Regions from separate parts of the Homo sapiens genome. Here region 2 is linked to region 1. Evidence: chromatin contacts called from ENCODE Hi-C data. All regions are on one chromosome and are shown on one strand. The core of a region is the stretch at or near the end of the contact, and the rest is flanking DNA. Distances in the headings are between cores, read along the strand shown.

What was found. Hi-C counts contacts between places; a loop is a spot of excess contacts on that map. Pooled maps may share reads with other maps.
Region 2: a loop to region 1 is called in a map of endothelial cell of umbilical vein, with 4 times the contacts of the local background. The contact joins two enhancer-like sites. A Hi-C loop is called at or near these places in 3 of 168 maps with a recorded cell type or tissue (OCI-LY7, Ramos and endothelial cell of umbilical vein), 3 of 37 single-sample maps with no recorded cell type and 13 of 50 pooled maps.

What each region holds. Positions count from the first base shown.
Region 1 is chr11:9,609,762-9,614,709 of GRCh38, reverse strand. No RefSeq gene overlaps it. Among named protein-coding and RNA genes, the nearest start is that of WEE1, 39 kb to the right of the region's middle. RefSeq lists a silencer at 319-698 and enhancers at 799-1,488, 4,033-4,560. Within about 2 kb of position 1,354, at least 41 of the 41 ENCODE cell types and tissues checked have a DNase peak (open chromatin) inside an H3K27ac peak, as active enhancers do; they include OCI-LY7 and endothelial cell of umbilical vein, where a contact is called at or near this core.
Region 2 is chr11:9,855,942-9,860,889 of GRCh38, reverse strand. It overlaps SBF2 (SET binding factor 2), which reads left to right. Exons shown (of 40, transcript NM_030962.4): 18 at 2,494-2,664; 19 at 4,170-4,432. The region is part of intron 1 of LOC101928008 (a long non-coding RNA gene); the gene reads right to left. Among named protein-coding and RNA genes, the nearest start is that of LINC02709, 99 kb to the right of the region's middle. Within about 2 kb of position 2,011, at least 4 of the 41 ENCODE cell types and tissues checked have a DNase peak (open chromatin) inside an H3K27ac peak, as active enhancers do; they include OCI-LY7 and endothelial cell of umbilical vein, where a contact is called at or near this core.

The DNA.
Region 1 (4,948 bases), core at 105-2,604:
CTGAATTTAGAGACTTCCTGTTATATGTGATCTCCAGAGGACCAGTAAATGCCTGTGCAAGCCAAGGAACACGTTAAAAAGAATCCCCTATCCCTGCAACAAAGCCCGAAAGGGATTCTACTGGGACAGTTGCTCGGTCCCAGGGCCCAGGCATTGGAGAGAGCCTCGCTCCAGAGACTCTGTGGCCCCACCGGAGCCGGTGCCGGCTTTTAGGGGTTTTCTCACGGAAATGTTCAGCTGCCGGTGAGTTCACGTGCATTTAAGTTTTATTCTCCAGTTAGGACCGGGTTTTCCAGATGTGGGTTGTCAGCGCGTGCCCAGTAACCAGCTTGCGCCCAGGTGCGAAACGCAGTCATTGGGTCTCTCCGGGTGTGCGTCCTGGGTGGAGCCCCAGGGGCCCCGGCGTGGGTGGCCGTCCTGCTCCGCGGGTACCCGCGGAATGCCCTGCCCGCATGCTCCCTCTGCTGGGCGCGCCTCGGCGCCTTCCGGGTGCACGGCCCTGCCCAGGAGCGGCGCGTGGGGCCCCGGGTCTGCGGATGAATGGGGAGATAGCGAGGGGAGGGGCGCACAGCACAGCCCACTCCCCCTTACCCACGCCTCCAGAACAGTCCTACCCCTAGCCCCAACACCTCCTTCTATCCCCGCCCCGCTCTCCCCAGACGCTCTTAATCTGATTGAGACTTCGGCACGTAAACGCGGTTCTAGGAGCCCGGACTGGCTCAGTGCACGACTTATCAGAAACTTACCCGTATCTAACACACAATAGATTCGTGCACATCTGTTGAATAAAGAAGAGTTTGTTTTTCGTGTTTGAACCGTGTCTGCTTCAATAACGCTTCCTGCAGTGGTCCTTTTTAGGAGGGGTACAGTGAGTGGTATACTGCGAGGGAAGCGGGACAAGGAGGCAAAGGGAAGGGAAACAGGCGGGCCCAGAGAGCAGCTTCCGAGTGACCTGGAAAATCAGCGCCCAGAACTCATCTAGACACAGAGGCTCGGTGCCATGGCATTCCGCGCTGACTGCCAGAACCGCGGGCCGCGGAGCCAGCACTGTGCCGGCAACGTGGTGGGGCGAATGCCCTGGGGTCGGAGAGGTGGAAAGGCCCGAAAGGAAGAGCCCAGAAGGGGACAGTCCCCACCCAACGGCAGGGTAAAGGCCCGTCTCTACTGGTTACTAGAGACGTGGAACCCAGGAAGCTCGAGGCCCCAGGAAACCGGCATAGAAGGAGGCCTGTCAAAGGGGCCCCGAATCCTCCCGCAGGGACAGAGCGACACGTCCACCCGGGCTCGGAGGACTAACACCAGGAGTCCCCTGAGGCCCTGCCCCAGGCTTCCCAGGTTGTGGGGACACCAGCTGCCTGCAGGGGGCGGGATGTTCCTTTGGCGCTGCTGGGCAGTGACTAAGAGCAGAAACAAAAATAGAAGCTGAGATCAACGGAAAGGAATGAGACTGAACAAACACACGCATTAATCCTGATGGGATACATAGTAAAATAACATTCCCAAACACGGCAGTAAGAAAAGATGAACTATGTAAAGAATGCGCAGATAAATGAATGAAAATTTGGAGGACAAAAATGTGTTTCACATCGTATTTCAAAATAAACACCAAGTGGATTAAAGTGCTAAATATTTTAAAGAACAGCCATAGAAACTATATATTTAATAGGATAAGGCAGTTATATTTATGGATAAACGTCAGCGTTCTCAAAACTTTGAAACAACAGAAGAAACAACAAAGGAAGACTAACGTTCAAAAATACAAAAACTGGACAGAATTTTAAAAAGACAACAGATTGAGAAAAATGTCTGCACCAAGTGACAAGCAAATACTACCTGAAATGTATAAAAGCTTGTTTATAGGCCAGGTGCAGTGGCTCACGCCTGTAATCCCAGCACTTTAGGAGGCCAAGGCGGGTGGATCAACTGAGGTCAGGAGTTCGAGACCAGCCTGGCCAACATGGTGAAAGCCCCGTCTCTACTAAAAATACAAAAATTAGTTGGGTGTGGTGGCACACGCCTGTAGTCCCAGTTACTTGGGTGGCTGAGGCAGGAGAATCGCTTGAACCCGGGAGGCGGAGGTTGCAGTGAGCCGAGATCGCACCACTGAACTCCAGCCTGGGTGACAGAGCAAGATTCCATCCCCCCCACCCAAAAAAAGCTTGTTTATATATATAAAAACAATCAAGGTACCAATTGCTAAATAGACAAAGAAGGTAAACATGCACTGTAATTCACAATAAGAAATAAAAGTCATACCCAAGTGCATGGGGAAAACGTTCATTGATAATCAGAAACTTTAAACTTAAAACAGTTATGACATAACACCTTACATCTACTAAAGTAGCAAAAATGTTTTAAAATTATAATGCAGGCTGGATGCAGTGGCTCATGCCTGTAATATCAGTTCACTGGGGGCCAAGGCAGGAGGTTCCCTTGAGGCCAGGAGTTGGAGACCAGCCTGGGCAACAGAGTGAGACCCTGTCACTACAAAAAATTTAAAAATTAGTCCAGCATGGTGCTGTGCTCTAGTAGTCTTAGCTACTTGGGAGGCTGAGGTGGGAGGATCCCTTTAAGCCTGAGAGTTACAGTGAGCTATGATCACACCAGTGCACTCCAACCTGGGCAATAGTGAGACGCTGTTTCTGTAAAAATAAATAGAAAAAAATATAATAGAAAAACAGAAAAAAAATAATGCATAATGTTAGCAGCATGGTAAAATAATAGTCACCATTGCTTCATACAACTCTATCTGGTTTTTTTGAGACGGAGTCTTGCTCTGTTGCACAGGCTAGAGTGCAGTGTTGCCTCACTGCAACCTCTGCCTCCCAGGTTCAAGTGATTCTCCTGTCTCAGCCTCCTGAGTAGCTGGGACTATAGGCACATGTCACCACACCTTGCTAATTTTTGTATTTTTAGTAGAGATGGGGTTTTACCATATTTATCAGGCTGGTCTCAAACTCCACTGCTCTGTTGCCCAGGCTGGAATGCAGTGGCGCAATCTCGGCTCACTGCAACCTCCGCCTCCCAGGTTCAAGCAATTCTCCTGCCTTAGCCTCCCAAGTAGCTGGGACTACAGGCGCGTGACATCACACCCAGCTAATTTTTATGTTTTCAGTAGAGACAGGGTTTCGCCATGTGATCCACCCACCTTGGCCTCCCAAAGTGCTGGGATTACAGGTGTGAGCCACCGCGCCCGGCCCATACAACTCTTTTGAATAGCAATATAGTGATCTTCATTTATTCAACAAACAGCTATTAGGGAGTTCCTATTGCAGATTAAATACTACTGTAAGATCTCACTATAATGGAGGGAAGAGACAACAAAGAAACAAATATACATGATGCAAGGTGGTGGTAGCGGTAGGAAGAAAAATAGAACCATGAGCAATGGGACGTGCTAATTGCATCAGCTTGGTTAGTCAGGGTAAGCCTCCCTGATAAGATGACATTTGAACAGAGCAACACGAATGAAGTGAGGGAGCAAACCTCATTCACACCTGTGGGAAGAGTGATCCAGGCAAAGGGAACAGAAAATATAGTGACCTTGAGGCAAGATCATACTGTAGTAGAACATCAACTGATTGCCTTTTAACCATGCACACAGTAACACGGAAGAAATGTTTAAATTAACTTACTTTATATACATATTAAGACCCACAAGAAATGTATTAAGCAGAAGCAATATAGTCAAATACCTGTTTCTTATCTTAACTAAACAAAAACTTAACCTCAGTGGAAGGTGACATTGCCAAAAGTTTGCTTCACCCCATCCTCTTCTCAAAGCTAGAGTCTGCCAGACATGAAATGTTATGTCTTCATTTGCAGCATGCTCAGTCCTTTTCTAAATAATATCTAAACATGTGAATTAAAGTACTGTCACAGCTCAGAAAAACGGTCATCACAATAAAGGCAAAAAGTCTTGAGTGGGATTATCCAGTTTTGTAGTTTTTTTGTTTTTTGTTTTTTGTTTTTTTTTTTTTCTGAGACAGAGTCTTGCTCTGTCGCCCAGCCTGGAATGCAATGGCGCGATCTCAGCTCACTGCAACCTCCACCTCCCGGGTTCAAGCGATTCAGCCTCCCAAGTAGCTAGGATTACTGGCACCTGCCACCATGCCCGGCTAATTTTTGTATTTTTAGTAGAGGCAGGGTTTCACCATGTTGGCCAGGCTGGTCTCAAACTCCTGACCTCAAGTGATCCACCCGCCTCAGCCTCCCAAGGTGCTGGGATTACAAGCGTGAGCCACTGCACCCAGCCAGTTTTGTAGTTTTAATTACCATCACTTTTCTAGTGAGCCTCAAATAAATCCCTAACCTGAACCTCAACCCTGAACTCCAGACTCAGATATGCACCTGTCTTCTTGACCTCTCCACTTAGATGTCTGATAGGCACTGCAAATTTAAATGTCCCAGCTGGGCACCATGGCCCACACCTGTAATCTCATCACTGTGGGAGGCAGAGGCGAGCAGATCCCTTGAGTTTAGGAGTTAAAGACCAGTCTGGGCAACACAGCAACACCCTGTCTCTACAAAAAAAAATTTTTAATTAGCCAGGCGTGTTGGGACATGCCTGTAAGTTCTAGCTACTAAGGAGGATAAGGCAGGAGGATCACTTCAGCCAGGGAGGTTGAGGCTGCAGTGAGCCATGATTACACCCCTGCATGCCAGCCGGGGCAACAGAGCAAGACCCTGTCTCAAAAAAAAATTAAATGCCCAAAACTGACCATTTATTTTCCATCTGCCATCCCCTCCCCCACACACACAATGTAGTTTCTCTAACAACTAATTGCAAGGCAATTCTTTTTTTTTTTTTTTTTTCTTTGAGAGAGAGTCCCACTCTGTCACTCAGGCTGGGGTACAGTGGTACCGTCTCGGCCCACTGCAACATCTGCCTCCAGGGTTCAAGCAATTTTCCTGCCTCAGCCTCCCAAGTAGCTGGGATTACAGGCAT
Region 2 (4,948 bases), core at 762-3,261, 250 kb before region 1:
TTAATTAATAACTTTTTTGGCATGCTGATTATCCTAAAAGTACTTTGTGAGAATCTGATAAGGATTTGTTAAAAGCTCAGTTTTTTGGAGTTTATCTATATGAATATAATTTCAAGACTTCAACATTTTTAGAGTTGCCATTGATTATGTTATGCTGCATTTGTAAGAAATGGTACTGCCCTGAGTATACTCATGGTAAAGGCAGTTGAGAATTACAGTTTTATCTCATTTGAATTTAGTGCCTTTAAAATCTCTTTCAGGCTGGTCATGGGGGCTCACATCTATAATCCTAGCACTTTGGGAGGCCAAGGCAGGTGGATCACTCGAGCCCAGGAGTTCAAGACCAGCCTGGGAAATATGATGAAACCCCATCTCTACAAAAACCCCATCTCATCTCACTGCAACCTCCACCTCCCAGGTTCAAATTTTTCTACAAAAAAAAGCTACAAAAATTGCTGGGTGTGGTGGAGCACACCTGTAGTCCCAGCTACTACAGCTACTAGGGAGGCTGAGGTGGGAGGATCTTTTGAGCCTGGGAGGTTGAGGCTGCAGTAAGCCATGATCATGCCACTGCACTCCAGCCTGGGTAACAAAGCCAGACCTTGTCTCAAAAAAAAAAAAAAAAAAACTGTTTCAAAATAGGCTTGTGTACTGCTACTGAAACAATTGTTGGTCCTTACAGTAAAGGACTAAAAAATGAAGGAGGAAAAAGTGTGTAATCCATGTCCCAAGTGTCTTCATGCAGAGTATAGAAGGAGCTTGTGATTCAGTGTGTGTGGCTTCTGCTTACGCACTCACAAAACCACACACATTTTGTTCATGATTTCCCATAGGTAGACAGTAACTGTTTCTTAAATGAGCAGATAGGCATAATGAAATCCAACAATGATCCCTGTGCACCCTCAAAGAACTCCTGATTTTTGCTTCATAGCCACAACTTACAGCCACTTAATAGGGAGAATTGAGGTTATAGCCAGTTACCTCAGCAGCAGTAACACAGTCCTATCTTGAAAGGGTCTTACAGATGGCATGTAGTACACAGAGACTCTTTAAGGCAAAATCACAACCACCCAGCTTCTAACTACACAGGTACTACATTTCGTGGTATGCAGTTCTAGACCAAAAAGGAGATTAGCATGTATTGAGCGTGTAATTTTTACCAGATGTCTTATATATCTGGTATACGTCCCTAAGAAATGAACCAACTTTTGTTGTGTAACAGTTATATAACCTTAGTAATCATCTTCAGTGTCCAGCATTTCAGGAGAAGACACTCAGCTTATTAAATTGCTTCGAAAGAAAACTTATCAGAAACTTTAGTTCTACTCACAGAAAACAGATGAACTCAATTCCAAAGAATAAAATGGGCCAAAAAATGTTTATTGAAAATGGTACCTACTCTTTCTTGGAAAATTATGAATTTTTAAAAATTTGAAACATCCTTAGCTTTTAGAGGTGGCAGAAATAGTTTTGGAAAGTTGACTCAAGTCACTAACTGAAATTTGGCAATGTAAATTATCATTAAAATTTAAAATGCAATGTTATACAAGTTTTTTTCAGAGGTTCCAAGGTAGAATATTACTTTGGGAAACAAAATCATAAAGTGAGGGGAAAACAGAAGTGCTAATTGGCAGTTAATTTGGCATTTCATTTATTTTGATTTACTTTCAGTTCTTTTGAAAGACAATTTGGTGTTATAAAAAGAGCAGGGGTTTTGGAACTAAACAAACTTAAATATATATGAAGTGCCTTCTAAATGCCTGCAGAGTTCATTTTCCTTCCCTCTGTTGTTAATCACCTCTTAAGTTTACTCTTACGCTGAAACCCAGCAGGAAGTCCCTGAAAGGAAGGAGGTTTGGTTTGTGTTTATCTTTCCCTGCACAAATTTGGTTACCAGAAAATGCCCTTGAAGCCCAGGGCAGTCTTCTAGAGAGTATGTGAGCCAGGCAACAGCTTTGGCGGGGAGGTAATGGGCTGGAATGAGCAGTAGGAAAAGTGCAGTTCTCCTGAGTCCCTAATTCATGCTATATCCTCATTCTGTGTGTAAGGCCAAGCTGTAGGTTCACTCATATTTCAGTTGCTGTCTCTTTAAAAAGAGTACCCTAAAGCCATAGAAGAAATGTTAAATTATCTGGAGTTTTATGTTTACATCGTGATGGATTTTATTATATGCCCTAATTGTAATAATATTCACTAAACCTACAGTGCCTCCTTTTCCTGTATTTTCTAATTGATATAATAACAGCTTTGATTTTTAGCTGTTACTAAAATACCCATTTTGATAAAGTGACTGAGACTCTCAAGGATCCAACAGCAAGCCCACAGTTGCCAGTTAAAAAGGAGTAAGTTGCTGATTGCTAAGCCTGTACTACCATACGATATTCTTTAGAGAAATCCTTTGATCTCATCTATGATTAACTGTGGCCCCTGTGACCTTATGAACTGTTATAATTCTGCCAGCCCCATGATGATGTATTTTGTGTGTTCTCACAGAAACTTGCCCCTGGAGTCAGCCAGTTTGCTTACACGTGTGTACAAGACCACCCCATTTGGACAAATCAGCAATTTTGGGAGACAACCTTTTACAATGCAGTGCAGGAACAGGTTCGCTCCCTTTATCTCTCAGCCAAGGAAGACAATCATGCCCCGCATCTGAAGCAAAAGGTAAGAGAGAAGAAAAGAACTCTAATTGTGTGGGATTAGGATTCTGGCTTTAAGGAAAGCAGATGTTCCCAGGGCAAAAAAAACTCTAGCTACTTCCTGCCAGTGTATTTGGGTTTTATTTAGGGAGCCCTGTGATATCTTTCCTCTGTTGATTTCAGACATTATGTTTTTCCATAATAACTTCTTAATACAGTTCTTCAGCACTAGGATTGTTTTAATATACTTTAATAAATAAGAATTTCCTGGAAATGACTATAGGAAGTTGAATAGAAAGAACAAACCTAAAATAACAGGCATACTTCTCTATGCAACTAACTTCCCTGGAGGAATGTCAAATTAAAGTTAATTAACTCCAAAATAAATGTAAAATTTGGTAGTTGTATTAAAAAAATGCCAGTAATAAATCTAGGTCTTCTTCTAGGAATATTCTACATGTTTCTCTATGTTTTATCAGCATAAAATATTTTTATGAAAAATATCAAAAAAATTTAAAAATCAAGAAAATTGTTTTTAATTTGAAAGAGTAGTTTTAAATACTCTGAAAGTTTAAAACATCATTTACTAGCTCTCTGGTTTGGGGCAAGTCATGTTACTTCACTGTGCCTTATATCTTCACTGGTAAAATGGATATGATTATTATGAGATTTTAGTGTCTCATATATAAAGTGCATTGAAGAGTACATGGTATGCAGTAATAATAAGTGTTAGAAACTATCATCCTCATGAATTGAACTTAAAGCAGCCTTAACGGCTGATTATCATTCTACTCCAGAAATTTACTGGGCTTCGGGGGTGCTTTTGATCATTTTTTAAGCAGATGTAATGTTAATATTGACACATCTCGAAAGCATTCATAGAGCAAACACATGTCACTGCTTCTTTGTCAGCCATTCTAAAGAAGTCTATCCCGGAGCCAGCCCTAGGTTAGGTACAAGTGAGACCATAGACATACCAGCTCTTCACAAGCTATAAGGTGCTTTGCTGCTGCTTCCTGAGGTTTGTCACATAGTTCCACTCAAGGCCTGTTGGATCTGGGAAAGAAGACTAGGTTTTGTTTTGTGGTTGTTATGTTATGTTTATGTTTTCATTTTTGCTGATTTAAGCATTTAATAGAATAGTTATTTAAAACATCTATGTTAGGCCGGGCGCGGTTGCTCACGCCTGTAATCCCAGCACTTTGGGAGGCCGAGGCGGGCTGATCACAAGGTCAGGAGATCGAGACCATCCTGGCTAACATGGTGAAACCCCGTCTCTACTAAAAATACAAAAAATTAGCTGGGCGTGGTGGCAGGTGACTGTAGTCCCAGCTACTCGGGAGGCTGAGGCAGGAGAATGGCGTGAACCTGGGAGGCAGAGCTTGCAGTGAGCCAAGATCGTGCCACTGCACTCCAGCCTGGGTGACAGAGCGAGACTCCGTCTCAAAAAAAAAAAAAAAAAAAATCTATGTTTTTTAAGCTCACCTGAAGTGATGGTTCTCTTTTGGATTGTGTTGCTTTATTTTTTAGGATAAGCTTCCTGATGACCATTATCAGGAGAAGACAGCAATGGACCTGGCAGCTGAGCAACTACGCCTTTGGCCTACCCTGAGCAAGTCAACTCAGCAAGAGCTAGTGCAACATGAGGAAAGCACTGTCTTTAGTCAGGCCATTCACTTTGCAAACCTCATGGTGAACCTGCTAGTTCCACTCGACACAAGTAAAAACAAGCTCCTAAGAACATCAGCGCCAGGTGACTGGGAGAGCGGAAGCAACAGCATTGTCACAAACAGGTACCAAAATGTGAACACACAGACCCTCCTCCTACTCTTCTTGGGGCCAGTCTTGGCTTGACAGATAATATTAAACATTTTGAGCAAATACTGCTGTACATATTTCAAAAGTTAACCATTTTTCCTCACCTTTGGACTTGCTCAGCTTTTCTTTCTAAAAGATTCACTTCATCCTACTATTCTTAACCACTTCCCACACTTTCTTCTTTTTTATGACCTAATTTTTCCAAATGTCTCACCCATTACTGATCCAGCCCTTCAGTTACTGTCTGCCAAAGCAATTTACAGAAATCATTCCAAAGAAATTAGTGAGCACCTTCTTGCAAAAGTGGCTGTTTGTTTCTCAGCCCTCCTTTTCCTCAACCTTGTAGTCATACCCTCAACCATGCCTTCCTCTCTACCCTCCAGTAACTTCTCATACCACTGAAACTAAAACCCAGTGTTTACCATGGCCTGCAAGGCCTAACGGAATCCGTCCTCTGGCTACTGCTCTGACCCCCTATTTCCTATCACTCT